2 separate regions of the Homo sapiens genome follow, and region 2 is linked to region 1. A link is a loop called in an ENCODE intact Hi-C map of the cell type or tissue named here. Cell type or tissue: Calu3. All regions are shown on one strand. Each heading gives the region's core, and the rest is flanking DNA. Links, peaks and the distances in the headings are about the cores only. Region 1 has its middle 64 kb from the start of MANSC4. Region 2 has its middle 18 kb from the start of CCDC91.

Region 1 (8,347 bases), core at 280-8,279:
TTTATGGGGCCAACATCATCCTGATACCAAAACCTGGCAAAGATACAACAAAAAAGAAAACTTCAGGCCACTCTCCCTGATCTCAATGCAAAAATCCTCAATAAAATACTGGCAAACCGAATCCAGCAGCACATCAAAAAGTTTATCTACCACTATCAAGCTGGCTTCATCCCAGGATGCAAGGTTTGTTCAACATACACAAATCAATAAATGTGATTCATCACATAAACAGAACTAAAGACAAAACCACATGATTATCTCAATCGACACAGAAGAGGCCTTCGATAAAATTCAATATTGCTTCATTTAAAAACTCTCAATAAACTAGGTGTTGAAGTAACATACCTCAAAATATTAAGAGCCATTTATGACAAACTCACAGCCAACATCATACTGAATGGGCAAAGGTGGAAGCATTCCCCTTGAAAAGCGGTACAAGACAAGGACGCCCTCTCTCACCACTCCTCTTCAACATAGTATTGGAAGTGCTGGCCAGGGCAATCAGCAAGAGAAAGAAATAAAGGATATTCAAATAGGAAGAGAGGAGGTCAAATTATCTTTGTTTGCAGATGACATGATCCTACATCCAGAAAACCCATCATCTCAGCCCAGAAGCTTCTTAAGCTGATAAGCAACTTCAGCAAAGTCTCAGGATACAAAATCAATGTGCAAATATCACAAGCATTCCTATACACCAACAATAGACAAGCAGAGAGCCAAATCATGAATGAACTCCCATTCACAATTGCTACAAAGAGAATAAAATACATAGAAATACAGCTAACAAGGGAAGTGAAGGACCTCTTCAAGGAGAACTGCAAACCACTGCTCAAGGAAATCAGAGAAGACACAAACAAATGGAAAAACATTCCATGCTCAAGGATAGGAAGAATGAATATTGGGAAAATGGCCATACTGCACAAAGTAATTTATAGAGTCAGTGCTATTCCCATTAAACTACCACTGACATACTTCACAGAATTAAAAGAAACGATTTAAAAATTCATATGGAACCAAAAAAGAGCCCTAATAGCCAAGACAATCCTAAGGAAAAAGAAAAAAGCTGGAGGCATCACACTGCCTGACTTCAAACTATACTACAAGGTGCCAGTAACCAAAACAGCATGGTACTTGTACAAAACAGACACATAGACCAGATGTGGAACAGAATAGAGAACTCAGAAATAAGACTGCACACCTACAACCATCTGATCTTTGACAAACCTGACAAAAACAAGCAATGGGGAAAGGATTCCCTATTTAATAAATGGTGCTAGGAGAATTGGCTAGCCATATGCAGAAAATTGAAACTGGACCCCTTCCTTACACCTAATACAAAAATTAACTCAAGATGAATTCAAGACTTAAATGTAAAACCCAAAGCTATAAAAACCCTGGAAGAAAATCTAGGCAATACTGTCAGGACATAGGCACAGGCAAAAATTTCATAGCAAAAACACCAAAAGCAATTGCAACAAAAGCAAAAATTGACAAATGGGATCTAATTAAACTAAAGAGCTTCTGCGCAGCAAAGGAAACTATCATCAGAGCAAACAAACAACCTACAGAATGGGAGAAAAATTTTGCAATCTATCCATCTGACAAAAGTCTGATATCCAGTCTACAAAACACTTAAACAAATGTACAGGAAAGAAAAAAACATTAAAAAGTGGGCAAAGGACATGAACAGACACTTCTCAAAAGAAGACATACATGCAGCCAAAAAACATATTTAAAAAAGCTCAATATCACTGATCATCAGAGAAATGCAAATCAAAACCACAATGAGATACCACCTCACACCAGTCAGAATGGCAAGTATTAAAAAATCAAGAAACGACAGTTGCTGGTGAGGCTGCGGAGAGATAGGAACACTTTCACACTGTTATTGGGAATGTAAATTAGTTCAACTGTTGTGGAAGACAGTGTGGCGATTCCTCAAAGATCTAGAACCAGAAATGCCATCTGACCCAGCAATTCTATTACTGGATATGTACCCAAAGGAATATAAATCATACTATTATAAAGATACATGCATGCCTATGTTCATTATGACACTATTCACAATAGCAAAGACATGGAATCAACCCAAATGCCCATCAATGATAGACTGGATAAAGAAAATGTGGTCCATATACACCATGGAATACTATGCAGCAATAAAAAGGAATGAGATCATGTCTTTTGCGGGGACATGGATGGAGCTGGAAGCCATTATCCTCAGCAAACTAACTCAGGAACAGAAAACCAAACACTACATGTTCTCACTTATAAGTGGGAGCTGAACGATGAGAACACATGGACACAGGAGGGGAATAACACACACTGGGGCATGGCAGGAAGGGGCCGGGGGAGGGAGAGCATCAGGGAAAATAGCTAATGCATGCTGGGCTTAATACCTGTGATGAGTTGATAGGTGTAGCAAAGCGCCGTGGCACACATTTACCTACGTACAAAACCTGCGCATCCTGCACATGTACCCCTGAACTTAACATTTTTTTAAAAAAAGAAAAAAAATCAGAATTTCAAATAAAATATCAAGTCTCTTAATTTTCAACCAACAAGGCTTGCAGTAATAAATTGGGACTCTGAGAGGCCACTGTCCAGCCCTGGAGTGCTTCTTTCTTTAGCGCAAGTAATACCACTGGGCTTGACATAAGGCTTTACAAGTCTACATTAACAAATCTCATTCTCCCACAACCACATTTTACTGATAATGAAATTAGTGCTAAGCTGTTAAAAGATTTGCCTAGTATCCCATGACCAATCACTGTTAGACCCAAAGCTGGAATCCAGATCCTTTGATGGTAGATGTGGAGTAGAAAGAAATGGACTTTGGAGTCCATCTGACCTGGGTTCAAATCCCAGTTTTGCCCTTAAACTGTGTAATTTTCTAAAGTTACTCGATCTGGCCAAGCTTTGGTTTTCCCCTCTGTAGAAAGAAGACAAAGGTCTTCCGTACAATTATGGAATAAGGATTGAGAGCCTATGTGCAAAGTGCCTGGTGCTCAGTGGGTTCTGCTGAAAAGACACATTCCCTCCCCACCTTGCGGTTCAAGGTCACCTGCAGCCCATCACAGAAGGATCACATAGAGCGATCACCTGGAGAAGCCTTCAGACTGGGAAGAGACGTTCACTTCATCTGGCAGCTGTAAGTGGTCAAAAAGCAAGACCATATGTCTCTCCACCTGTCCCCACTGGCCTTTCTCCTAAGGGACGAAATCGAAGAGAACTCTGGGTTTTGGCTTCCTGGATGGTTTATTAGGGCTGTAGAAGGACTTCAAGATGATTCTCATAAAAGCTGTTTTCCTTGTGATTAAGTTGTGTTTGCCTGTTAACTATGTGGTAAACAAACCCTCCACTCCCCCCTTATGGTTATAGCGTAGCCGCCTGTTAATTGGGACTTGGAGGGTAGCGGGCTGGCAAGGCTGCCCGGGACAGGAAGCCAAGAAGCCCAATTTGGTTATCAGTTCTGTTGACATGAGCTGAGCTGTATGTGGTTGTGCGGTGTGTCCAGCAGGTCTAGCTTGGGGTTTTCCCAGCTATGAAAGACCTGCTGTTTGAAACACTTGGACTGTAGTCAAACAAGGGATTCGGATCAGGGCTCCGGATCAGGGCTGTCGCTGCCGTCAGCCCCATCAGCTCTGCGAGCATGGTTTCCCTCTTGGGCAGGGGGAAAGGCAAGCCAAACATGTCTGATCCTATACTTGGTTCAGGGCTGAGGGGAGAAGGCAAGGCAAGGAATGAAACAGGCTGCACCTGGAGCTAATCTGCCCTCCTTAACACCCCACCACAACCTCATCAGGGACAGAAAAAATAAAAAATCCCTTTCCCTGCAAAAGGCATGAGAAGCACTGAAACCCTCTCCCTCTGTGTCACTTATCAGAACTGAACTCAGACAGACTTAATCCCTGAAACAAGACTGCCAGAGGATCAAATGGGTGGGAGAGGCTTGCTGGGAAATTCCTCCCAGCCCGTGGATACATGAGTTGGGAAGAAATTGGGGCAGTTCCCAGTGTAACTTGCTACCCCTCCCCCAGGAGCAATCACTGTCAAAAATGATTTATCTTAAACATTTTTTAATTATTTTAGCCAATGGGGTGTGTATGTGTGTGTATGTTACAGAGAGAGAGAAGAGTATGTGTGTGTTTTTAATCATTTGCGGTTAAGTCTGAGTTCACAAGAGCCTGAGTTCAGTAGCGTCCAACCGCCAAACCCACACCCAAATATTTTGTAGATAACAGAAGAGCCATTGCCGGGTTATGCTCGTGTGTACACAGACAAGCTTTGTGGTGGTGTGGCGAGGACCCTGAAGTGGGAGTTGGGATGCGAAGCTTCTGCAACAAGGGCTGCCACATGTGATTCAGCTGCATCTCAAGAAACAAGGTTTTGAGGAAATTCCATGAAAACCATTCCCTCTTCTTCCTAGTAATTGAGTATAATGAAGCACCTAATGGGTACTGTTATGGAGTTAAGTGCTGATGAACAGGGGTAGCATTTATTATTAGGTTTAGGGTTGTTGGGGTTTTTTGTTTTTGTTTTTTGAGGCAGGGTGTCAGTCTGTCACCCAGGCTGGAGTGCAGTGGTGTGATCACAGCTCACAGCAGTCTCCACTCCCCCGGCTCACGCGATCCTCTCATCTCAGCCTCCCAAGTAACTGGGCCTACAAGCACGCACCACTATGCCCAATTAATTTTTGTATTTTTTTTTTTGTGGAGACGGGGTTTCACCATGTTGCCCAGGCTGGTCTCAAGCAATCCACCCGCCTCGGCCTCCCGAAGTGCTGGAATTACAGGCGTGAGCCACCATGCTTCACCTACGGTTATTCTTACAACTCCACATGAAGTGCTCACAAGACTGGAAGCAATTATGCCAAGATGTTAACTGTGGTTAATTCTGGATGGTGGGAATATGAGGGTGCGTTATTTTCTCCTTAAACTTTTCTACAGTTTAGACATTTCTACAAATACATAATTTTAAATGCTTGCTAAATGAATGAATAAATGAACCCAGGTAGGAATGGAAATAGGTCTAGCTCCTGATTTCAAAATTGCTCTTATTCCTGAAGAGAATAATTGCAAGCATCTGTTTATGTGGGATTTGTGTGTGTGTGTGTGTGTGTGTGTGTGTGTGTGTGTGTTTACTTTCTAATTTTTTTTTTTTTTAGGATAGTTGAAGAATGAAAAACAAGAGGCAGTGTATTGGGAACAGCAGATAGTGGGGAAAAGAGATTGAAAATTTGTGGAGAGAGGAGACGAAAGCCAGATAAGAACCACTTAGCTTTAATAAGTGGCTTCCTTTGAGAAACATGGAAGGTTCCAGATGGGCAACAGAAGAGCTTGGCTGGTCGTGTTCACATGTAAAAAGGTTTCCACCATGTAAGACAACATTTGCCAGAATGTAAACACCACCAGTCTAGGGATCCTATTTGTTCACTGCTCAATCATCTGTGTCTAGAGTAGTGTCTGGTACATGAAACATGTTTCAATCAATAATTTTTAGATGATGAGTGAATCCATTGTCTTTGAATCCAAAGAGAAGAGGAAGCCAGGCACAGTGGCTCACACCTGTAATCCCAGCACTTTGGGAAGCCGAGACGGGCAGATCACCTGAGGTCATAAGTCCCAGACCAGTCTGGCCAACATAAAGAAACCCCATCTCTACTAAAAATACAAAAATTAGCCAGGCGTGGTGGTGCATGCCTGTAGTCCCAGCTACTCAGGAGGCTGAGGCAGGAAAATCACTTGAACCTGAGAGGTGGAGGTTGCAGTGAGCCGAGATCACACCACTGCACTCCAGCCTGGGTGACAGAGTAAGAAACTGCCTCAAAATAAAATAAAATAAATAGAAGAGGAAACGGCTTTCAAGTAACAAATTGTATGATTTAGATAAGAGACAGATAGAAAATATTTCTGACTGTGAAGAATTTGAAACATTTTTAAGGGTATCAATGCCAGCGGTGGGATTTCTAACCCCTGGAACTTTATAAGAAAAGAGATCATCAAAAATATGTATTATTGTAGTAGTAATAATGTTAGAAAGTCCTATACACAAGTCAAAGAGGTTCCTATATTCCTTTATTTGCTCTTATTTTGGTTTAAAAGACATGCTAAGGCTGTCTTGACCATTTCCCAAAAACTAAGGCAACTAATGAGTGTTTCATTGCAAACTGTTTCTCCCCTCAACCCACAGTTGTCAAATGGCTCCAGGTTAAACGTTTATTGTAATGAACTTGACATAATTATTTAAGCTCTACACAAACTATATAGGACCACGTAAGGCTTCATGATCTCTTTAGTCAGTAGAATGTGGTCAGTTATGAGTAAAGGTAAAACCATACAAAAGCTAAGCTGTCAAAAATATGATTGAGAGATTGAAAATAAATGCACCTGGTCACATGGCTTCCTAGACCATGGGATACACAAGGACACTCTGTAGTGACCTTCTGGTGTGTTTCTTCTTACTTGAAAGTTCTTGCCTGAGCAGTTCAAGTTCGAGGGGCTGTCTACAATGGGCATGAGGCCTGCTGTTATGTCTTCAGTAGTCCCCAGGCCCTCACTTTGAAGTGATGACTCACAAAGAATATTTTGTCAGGCCGACTGGGTCGTAAAAATATTAAGTGTGGTTTTAAGCAGTAAAGGTTTTTATTATCATGCTCACTTCCTGTCATGAAGCCTTGCATTAAATTGTACTTTAAAAGGGATTAATGACCTGCCTGCTATGTTTCACAAGAAATTTATTATTATAAATATTCTAGAAGCATTGATAGTAACACTAGGGTTCATTTTTTAAAAATTGGAGGTGCTCAGAAAATGTTCACTGAACTGAATTTGCAGCATATTAAACAAAAAAGCATGATAGTGTATTGGGGTGAGAATTCAAGAATTTGTTTTAATCCAGAAGTTGTCAGACTTTATCCATCATCGTGGAATTGTTGACGCTATCATCAGAATGGGACACATTCCTTGCTTAGACCTCTCATACCTCAGCAGGGCAAGGTACCTTGTTTCAGCTGGTTGTAGCCCAAGATGATTATCCCCCTCCTTCTAGGACACTCAGCTGACAAGACTGACTGAACCCCCTTTCAGTGTCATTGTCTTTTAAAAATCTAACAAGAAAAATCATCACTTCCTATCTTGGTTGTAATTCAGTAAGACTTACAATTTGCCAACTGTATTATCTCGCCAGCCACCAAGCCACTTTTCTTCTTTGCTGAATTTGGTTTACCACTTTCAGGCCACGTTATCCTAAGCAATTTCTGGCTTCTTAGAAGCAGGGCTTAGGGGCCCACTTTCAGATCCACAAACTGAAGTCATTTTAGTGCCTGCCTCATTTAATCTTTCTTTAGTTTCAATACTTGTCTCTCATATTCTCTAGCTTGTTCAGCTTCCTCTTCTGCAAAATGAGGATGATACTGTAGATTGCTTAAGCTAACGAAGATAAATACTGTTTCACATAATTTGCTAAATGCCAAGTATTTTGAAAACAGCTAAAATAGTCTGCATGTATTGTAATTCTCAGGCCCTAACTTTGGCAGCATTTCAAAGGTGACATTTCCATTTGTATTGTTAGAAAGGACTAAACATGTACATTTGATTGGCAGGGTTTAGAAAAAGATCTGGTACAGATATGTTCCTCATTAAATTCATATTGCATTATTATACCTCTGCAGAAAAGCTATGTAAAAGGCCTTCCAGAAGAGGGCAATGTTTCTGAGGTTAATTTGGCTAATAAATTTTCCAAACACCAAATATTCACACTAACTCCACATTATTTATTCAAAAGCCCTCTCATGCTGAAGTCTGAGAACTGATGACTTTAGGAAAACATTGGATTTGTACTGATTCCTCTTATAAATATTACTGTAATTTTCCTTTTCTTGAGAAATCTGAAACTATTCTATCTGATGTTTGACATAAGTCTTCTTTGGGGCCTAAAGTTTCTGGGAAATGTCTTTGTGCCATGCCAGAGTCTTGGTTTAATTGTGCTGACAGTTCACAAACTTTTAAGACTGGCTTGCCTCTTGAGACTGAAATATTGATGTTATTTTAGATGGGTGCTTGGCTGCAAAGATTACCATTTGATCTGCAAAGAGAAGGACTTAGAAAACACACTTGAGGCCGGGTGCGGTGGCTCACGCCTGTAATCCTAGCACTTTGGGAGGCTGAGGTGAATGCATTGTTAGAGCTCGGGAGTTCAAGACCAGCCTGGACAGCATGAAGAAACCCTTTCTTTACTAAAAATACAAACATTAGCTGGGCATGGTGCTATGTGCCTGTAGTCCCAGCTACTCAGGAGGCTGAGGCACGAGAATTGCTTGAACCCCAGAGGCAGAGGTTACTGTGAG
Region 2 (8,347 bases), core at 239-8,238, 330 kb before region 1:
CCTCTTTGAAGAGGAATCTGGGGGTGCATCTCGGTGTCTATCACATTAAACCACTAGGAAGTTTCTCTGTGGATGAAGCATTCTCATCTTTGTTTTTGAACATGCTGTTTCCTCTTCCAGGCATAATCTTCCTTCTGTCGGTCTCCTGGATAGCATCTGTCCATCCCTGGAGATTCAACTCAGACTCAACCTCCTCTGGAAAGTCTTCTCTGAAATTTCCAGATTATATTAGCTGCCTATTCTCTGAGGCCTCATCACACTTCATTTATACTAATATTATAGCCATTCACAAGCCACATTGTAATAATTTGCTTACACCTTTTGCCCTATATATTATGAAATCCTTGAAGACATGGATTATGTGTTTATTTTTGTATCCACAACATCTAAAATAATGTCTTTCACATAAGAAACACTATGTAGAAAATCTGAAACAATTAACCAAAAAAACCCCTCCTGGAACTAATAAGCAATTATAACAAAGTTTCAGGATGCAAGTTTAATAAACAAAAGCTAAATAAACTCTTACCATATGATCCAGCAATCATGCTCCTTGGTAATTAACCAATGAATTGAAAACTTAGGTCCACACAAAAATCTGCACATGGATATTTGCAGCAGCTTTACTCATAATTGCCAACACTTGAAAAGAACCAAGAGATCCTCAGAAGGTGAGTGGATAAATGAACTATGGTATATCAGACAATGGAATATTATTCAACATGAAAAGATAATGAGCTATCAAGCCTTGAAAAGACAAGGAAGAAACTTAAATGCATATTACTAAGTGAAAGGAGCCAATCTGTGAAAAGCTACATACTGTGCTTCTAACTATATGACATTCTGGGAAAGGTAAGACCATAAAGACAGTTAAAAGATCAGTGGTTGACAGGGATTGGCAGGAGAAAAGGGTGAATAGGCAGAGCACAGAGAATTTCTCAGACAGTAAAACTATTCTGTAGGTACTACAGTGATGGATATGTCATTATACATTTGTCAAAACCTATTGAATATACAACATCAAGAGTGAACCCTCATGTAAACCATGAGCTTTGTGTGTAATGATGTGTCAATGTAGGTTTATCAACTGTAACACGTGTACTCTGGTAGTAGGGGTGTAAGGCATGTGTGGGGACAGGGAATATATGGGAACTCTGTACTTTCTGCTGTTTGTGAAACTAAAACTGCTCTAAGAAATAAAGTTTATTAATTAAAAAACTGTAAAGCCTTATATGAAGATAAGATGTCAGTCAACATTATATACAAATTGTCAAAGTCATTTAAAATATGCCATTTAAATTCTATGACTTAGTGGTTGCCTTTTATTTTTTGCATGGTACCAACCAAAACAAATTAGATATAAGAAAAAGCAAACTAAGGACTTCATATAATGCATTATAATATTGTGTTGTATCACATACAATGCTGTCAATTTCCCTATTTGATATATAAATATTTGCTTTATTTTAGACGGTTTCAGTACAATACAAAATACAGATATATTCTATTTGATTAAATTGTGATGGCATATATTGGTAGATATTCATTCAAAGGCTGAACATTTAATAATGAAAAAAACTACTGGAAAGTAATTAAGGAAGTTGCTAATCAGTTCATTAATTAAGTATATCTGCTGCACATTATACAGAAACAAATTAAAAAGGATTCTGTGCTAGCCAGAAATTCCCTCTCAAATGTAGTCAAAAGAGAAGATTAAAAACAAACAAAATGAAAACAAAACTGAGTGAATTATTTCTATGGGAAATTGCAATTTGATATATACCATTTATCCTTATGGTACCTTTTAAGCTACATAATATACAATACAAAAATTGAGTTTAAATATATAGTACACATACAGTTAATATCTGTTGGTTTAAAATCATTATTCATTAATGTCTGATATCATTAGAAACAGAGTTTTACAGTTAAATGAACTTAGATGCAATTTTATTTGAACTCCTCTCTGAATTCAGGAAACTAGTACCCACAGTTAAGCAACAAATCAGCAGAAACCAGCAGGAAAGTGTCTCACAGAAGGCTTTCTTATTTGAAAGCAAAATAAATTAACAATAAGTAAAAACCAGTTTACTGAGTTTGCGCATAAATGGCCTCAGACAATTAAAAGATTGAGATTCAAGAAAGGATGTGGTTCTTATATTTTTTTTTTCTTTTTTTGAAAAATTCCACCCTCACTTTGGCCCTCCAGCTTCCTCCTTACCCCCTTTTTTGTTCTTATATAATTTAAACTTTCAACTGCATGATAAAGAACGTAAGGAAAAATTACATTTCTATTTTAGTAGGTTCTAGATGATCAATCAGTTGCTTGGATTTTGAAGAGTCAAAATTTTGATAAATGGGGACATATTTTTATCAAGTTTAGCACTCCGTTAAACAAGAAAGCATTTATTCTATGTTTTTACAAGTGTTTTTTTTTTCAGTAAGGATATTTACACTTATTTGAAGATCATCCATTATTTGTATAACTTTTACAAAATGCAGATTCCTGAAGTTAGGAATAGAATTAAAAATGGACAAATATACTTGTGTACAAACAGCAAATAGAGTTGATTTCAGAAGCTAATGAACGTTAGACACTGGGTTATTTGTGTACCTCCTAGAATGTGAGGTTTGAGTGGTTTCATACCTGTTCTGAAGCTTTCATTATTGATTTAGCTGTGAATGGTATTCAGTCAGCTGGTAATAAATGAGTAATATCACCCAGCAATATGGCAGTTTTGATATGGTCAAAAGCTAGACATACCTGTGGTCCTTCCAAATCAAAGAGTACTTCTAATGTTATAAGATTGATTATTTGATTTTTGGACTTCTCCTCAAGAATGAGAAAGCTCCATGTTTTTATATATGAAATAAGACTCGTTTATGTGAATGTAGAGAATTTAGCATGTCAATTACAAAGAATCTGACTTCTCTGCAAGCTGAGAACAATATGTGATATGGTTTGGCTCTGTGTCCCCACCCAAATCTCATGTCAAATTGTAATACTCAGTGTTGGAGGAGGGGCCTGGTGGGATGTGATTGGATCTTGGGGGCAGATTCCCCCTTGCTGTTCTCGTGATAGTGAGTTCTCATGAGATCTGGTTGTTTAAAAGTGTGTAGCACTTCCCTCTTTGCTCTCTCTCTCCTGCTGCACCATGTGAAGATGTGCCTGCTTCCCCTTCACCTTCCACCATGATTGTAAGTTTCCTGAGGCCTCCCTAGCCATGCTTCCTGTATAGCCTGTGGAACCATGAGTCAACTAAACCTCTTTTCTTCATAAATTACCGAGTTGCATGTAGTTCCTTATAGCAATGCTAGAACGGACTAATACAACATGTTTTACCATTGTTTTCATACAATGCTTTGGGGATATATGAAGATGCAGGGAAATGTCATGGTAGAAGTAATAGCACAATTTTTTGAAAAGCTTGGGTTAGTAAGACTCATTACAAATATTCTGGATCCATTTTTGGCTAAATGAAGAGGAAAATTTTACCAACTGATGGCCATTTGATGACCTGCATGGAAAGAATTAGTAGGCTCAGGAGAGTATACAGTTGAGAGAAGTGATCACATCACAAAATGTGACATAATTCTTTGGCACTAACTGGCATCCTAGGCATGGAGAGTGAATTACATTCTCAACTCTGAATTTCCCCCTCTAGATTACCCATGTGGCTCACCAGAGGGCAGTGTGCAGTAATCAACTCTTTTGCTTCCTGCATTGGATGTCTCCTATGGAAAAACCAATGTCAAATAATCAGAACCAGACAACAGGCAAGACAATAGGTTATGAAAGTTGTTTATTAGATTTGTTGTACTGTGCCCTGTACATGGAATTCTTAACATTGAAAAATTAACCAATTACCGCATGAGAGATCATGTAATAAGGTTTTAGTGAATTCTGTATAATAGTTTCAATTTTATGACAATGATTTTGGCATTGCTGAGGTCAAGTGTCTCTTTTAGACTTAAAAATGTATAATATCCACTGGTCGATAAATTGCCTTGCTTCACATATCTCACACCTGAATTCTCAAGAGTTTCCAGTATTGCATACAGATTTATTCAGTGAATATTAATCGAACAATTAGAATGTGGGATATAACAAGATAAAGTACCTATAAATCCTGCTTACAAGAAACTTGAAATCTATCAAGGGATTAAAGTGTAAATGAAAATTAATACACTATCAAAATTACATAAAGTGGGAGTTACATATAAAATACTAAGAGAATTCAGTGAAGGAAAAGATAAAGGCATTTGGAAAGGGTTCAAAATTTGAGCTGAGTCTCACAGGTGAGGCAGAAAGCATTTGGACATATTGAGAGTAATGAAAGCACATGCCAAATAAAGAAAACATCATGGATGCACAAAATTAAAGGACCTAGACGGTTAGGGTATATGAAAGGTAGTAGTGGGAAATAATGCTAAAGAGTCATAGAGTGAATATGTCTTTGAGTGTACTGAATACCAGCCATACTCCAAAAACTGAACTGACAACAGGAAGTTGTTATAGGAGTAAAAGATCAGCTTCAGCATTTTGTACTAAAAAAATTGATATAGCAGTTTTTTTGTGGGATGGACTGATAAATAAGCTCCCAAAGGTAGGGAGATCTGTTAAAAAGGTATCTCATTAATCCTGTAGGCTTTGAGATTGAATAAAGAAGGCAAGCAAGGGATTCTGTAAAAGTAGAATTGGTATGAGTAAAAACTAAGTAGATGTGGGTGGGGTAAAGAGAGAAAGAAGTCAAAACATAGTCTGAGGTTTTGAGCTGATGTAGGAGGACGATGACTTCATTCATTGAAATACAGGACCCAGGCGAAGGAGATTTGGGAAAGAAATTGGTGTGTTTACCAAAAATCTTAAATAAAAAAATCCTAGTCAAAATCTTTATGAAGCTAAATAGTTTCTTATCTTTTCATCTTTTATAAATTAATTCAGATGTATTTGGAGGGCTCATTATTCTTGATACCTTCAAAAGTCTACAGAAGCAACATTTTGTTTACTAAAATGTTTTGCAATTGTTAAAAGTGAAAATCAGAGGGCTATATTGTTCACTTAAGCTTAACAGAGTTGAATTACATTGTCACAATAAATGGGAGGAGCTGCAAGGTGTCCTCCCACCACTGAGGAAAATAAGGCTTGTTAAACTTAGCTGTTATTAAAAATGTAAATGTACCCTAATTTTAGCAAATGGAAAGTTTCTGCTTAACACAGAGACAATTGCAACCTTTCTCTTATGTAATCATGTTCTATATGTTTTTCTTTCTAATAAAAAAAGAACATTTGAAGGAATCAGTAATAATCCTATTGAAGAAAGAAAGAATAAAATGTAACTCCCTGATAAAAACATCTTTTATGTACTAACTGAAAATGGCTGTGATGGAGCCCCGTTAGGCTCAAATATATTGTAATATTTTTCCCTAACTTGGTTAACAATTACAAAACCCAGAGACCAATCTGTCAAAGAAACTTTTCCAAGCTGAAGCATCTGCTTTTGTGGCAATTTTTTCAATCAATTGTATAGAAAGTTTTGGAGTTGTCTTGAGTTCATCTGTTAATTTGTCTACTCAAATTAAGTATATGACATTATAAGTAGCATAGACTTATTTCTTGGTCACCAAAAAACAAAATCTAGTAGCATATTTTTGCCACATGAGTTTTATAATCATATCTTTCTTGGCCCCTGAAACACCTACTAAACAGATATCTCTTGTCCACAGTTATAGACCCTATAGCTTGAATTTTTTTTCTGTGTAAACGACAGAGGAGTCCTCTACATATTAATCCTGTTCTCTCCACCCTGCCCTCATACCTATATAATTATTTAGAACAAAAATAGCCTCTAGTATTGATGCGCTATTGTGCTTTATATTTTAATGTGTGTCTGGACAAATTCTAATTGAAAGGCTTTATGCAATTTATCAGAGTCACTTTGCTTGGTCACCTACTTGTGCTAACGCATTCATGATTTCAGCACCCTCAGGACATCAGGTGAACTTTTAGAAGATGAGACCACCACATTGTACTGTGATTGCCTCCTCTCTTGTTAATATACCCCTACAGAATTTAAGCCATCTGAGGCGAAGGACAGTGTCTACTTTAGGAGTTTGTCTGAATGCCTGAACCCTTTAGAAAACAAGGAGGGAGTGAAAAGTTTATCTTGGGCCAAGACTTCTGACAGTAGGAAAATTCAAAACATTGGCTGGTATCCTAAAGGGAAGTCAAGGGAGTACTAGGGAAATTAGATTATAATTATTATCTGAAAATTGAAAAGCATAAGAGAATTAAAAATCTCTAGTTTTTATTTCCTTAAATATCTATCTAATATATCTGCATGTATTTTTGTATGAAAGCATGTGTTTATTTTTTCATTTAATTGTGATAAAGTATATCTAACAAAATTTATTTTCTTAACCATTTTTAAGTGTACACTTCAGTGGCATTATGTACATTCACATTGTTGTGCAACCATCACCACCATGTCTCCAGAACTCCCTTTACCTTGCAAAACTGAAACTCGTACCCATTCAATAACTCTCCTTTCCCCCCATCCCACCAGCCCCTAGCAGCCATCATTCCACTGTCTGTCTTTATCAATATGACTACTCTACATTCTTCATGTAAGTGAAATTATATAGTATTTGTCTCTTTCTGACTGGCTTATTTCACCTAGCAGAATGTCCTCAAGGTTCATCCACATTTTAGTAAGTGTCAGATTTTCTTCCTTTTTTAAGGCTGAATAACATTCTGTTGTATGCATACACCACATTTTGTTTATCCATTCCTCCATCCATCAGTGACACTTGGGTTGTTTCCACCTTTTGGCTCTTGTGGATAATGCTGCTATGTACATGGGTGTGCAAGGATCTCTTCAAGACCGTGCTTTTAATTCTTTGGCGTATATACCCAGAAGTAGAATTGTTAGATCATGTGGTTATTCTTTTTTTTTTTTTTTGAGTCGGAGTCTTGCTCTGTCGCCCAGGCTGGAGTGCAGTGGTGCGTTCTCGGCTCACTGCAAGCTCCACCTCCCAGATTCACGCCATTCTCCTGCCTCAGCTTCCCAAGTAGCTGGGACTACAGGCGCCCGCCACCACGCCCGGCTAATTTTTTGTATTTTTTAGTGGAGACGGGGTTTCACCGTGTTAGCCAGGATGGTCTCGATCTCCTGACCTCGTGATCTGCCCACCTCGGCCTCCCAAAGTGCTGGGATTACAGGCGTGAGCCACTGCGCCTGGCCAGTTATTGTTTTTTAATTTTTTTGATGAATCACTATACTATTTTCCATAGTGACTGCACCATTTTATCTTTCCACCAACAGTGCTCATTTTATCGGCATCCTCACCAACACTTACTCTGTTTTTTTGATAGTAGCCATCCTAATGAGTGTGAAGTGGTATCTCCATGTAGTTTTGATTTGCATTAACCTAATGATTAGTGACATTGAACATCTTTTTATGGTCTTATTGGTCATTTGTATATCTTCTTTGGAGAAATATCTATCTATTCAGGACCCTGGCTCATTTTTAAATTGAGTTGGTTTTTTTTGTTGTTAAGTTGTAGTTCTTTACATATACTAGATACTAACCCCTTATCAGATATATGATTCACAAATATTTTTCTCCCATTCCATGGGTTGTCTTTTCACTCTGTTGAATGTGTCCTTTGATACACAAAGTTTTAAACTTTGATGTAGTCCAAATTTATCGTTTTTTTCTTTTTTTGCATGTGTTTTGGTATCATATCCAAGAAAGCATTGCCACCTCCAATATCATGAAGCGTCTCTGTTTCTGCTAAGAGTTTTATAGGTTTAGCTTTTACATTAGGTCTTTGACCCATTTTGAGTTAATTTTATATAAGATATAAGGTGTCTTAGTCCACTTAGTGTTGCTATAACAGAATACCTTACAATGTAAGGCAACGTAATTTACACAGAAAAGAGGATTATTTAACTCATAATTCTGGTATGCTAGCAAGTTCAAGATTGGGCAGCTGCATCTGGTGAGGGCCTCAGGCTGAAGAGAAGTGGGGCAAAGATATCACATAGCAAGAGAGTTAGCAAGAGAGAGAAACCAAGGAAGCCAGACCGTGTTTAACAACCTGCTCTCTCAGGAACCAATTCATTCCCATGAGCAGGAGGACTCACTCACTCCCTCAGGAAGGCATTAATCCATTCATGAGGGATTAGTCCCCATGACCCAAACATCTCCCACTAGGCCTCACTTCCCACCACTGCTATGTTGGGGATTAAATTTCAAAATGAGTTCTGGTGGGGACAAATCACATCCAAACCATAACATAGGGTAAGTTTCCAACTTCATTCTTTTGCATGTGGATATCCAG

What was found. Peaks named below come from ENCODE experiments on the same cell type or tissue, not always from the same donor. Only the 100,000 strongest peaks of a DNase experiment are listed, where the experiment ranks them.
Region 2: a loop joins it to region 1, with 2.2 times the contacts of the local background. A loop is called at or near these places in 4 of 110 quality-filtered maps.

The regions. Positions count from the first base shown.
Region 1 is chr12:27,839,749-27,848,095 of GRCh38, reverse strand. No RefSeq gene overlaps it. Among named protein-coding and RNA genes, the nearest start is that of MANSC4, 64 kb to the right of the region's middle. In Calu3, for the core only: no CTCF peak of the experiment used is centred there; DNase peaks (open chromatin) are centred at 3,555 and 4,125.
Region 2 is chr12:28,167,968-28,176,314 of GRCh38, reverse strand. No RefSeq gene overlaps it. Among named protein-coding and RNA genes, the nearest start is that of CCDC91, 18 kb to the left of the region's middle. In Calu3, for the core only: a CTCF peak has its summit at 3,661 (motif pointing right); a DNase peak (open chromatin) is centred at 3,684.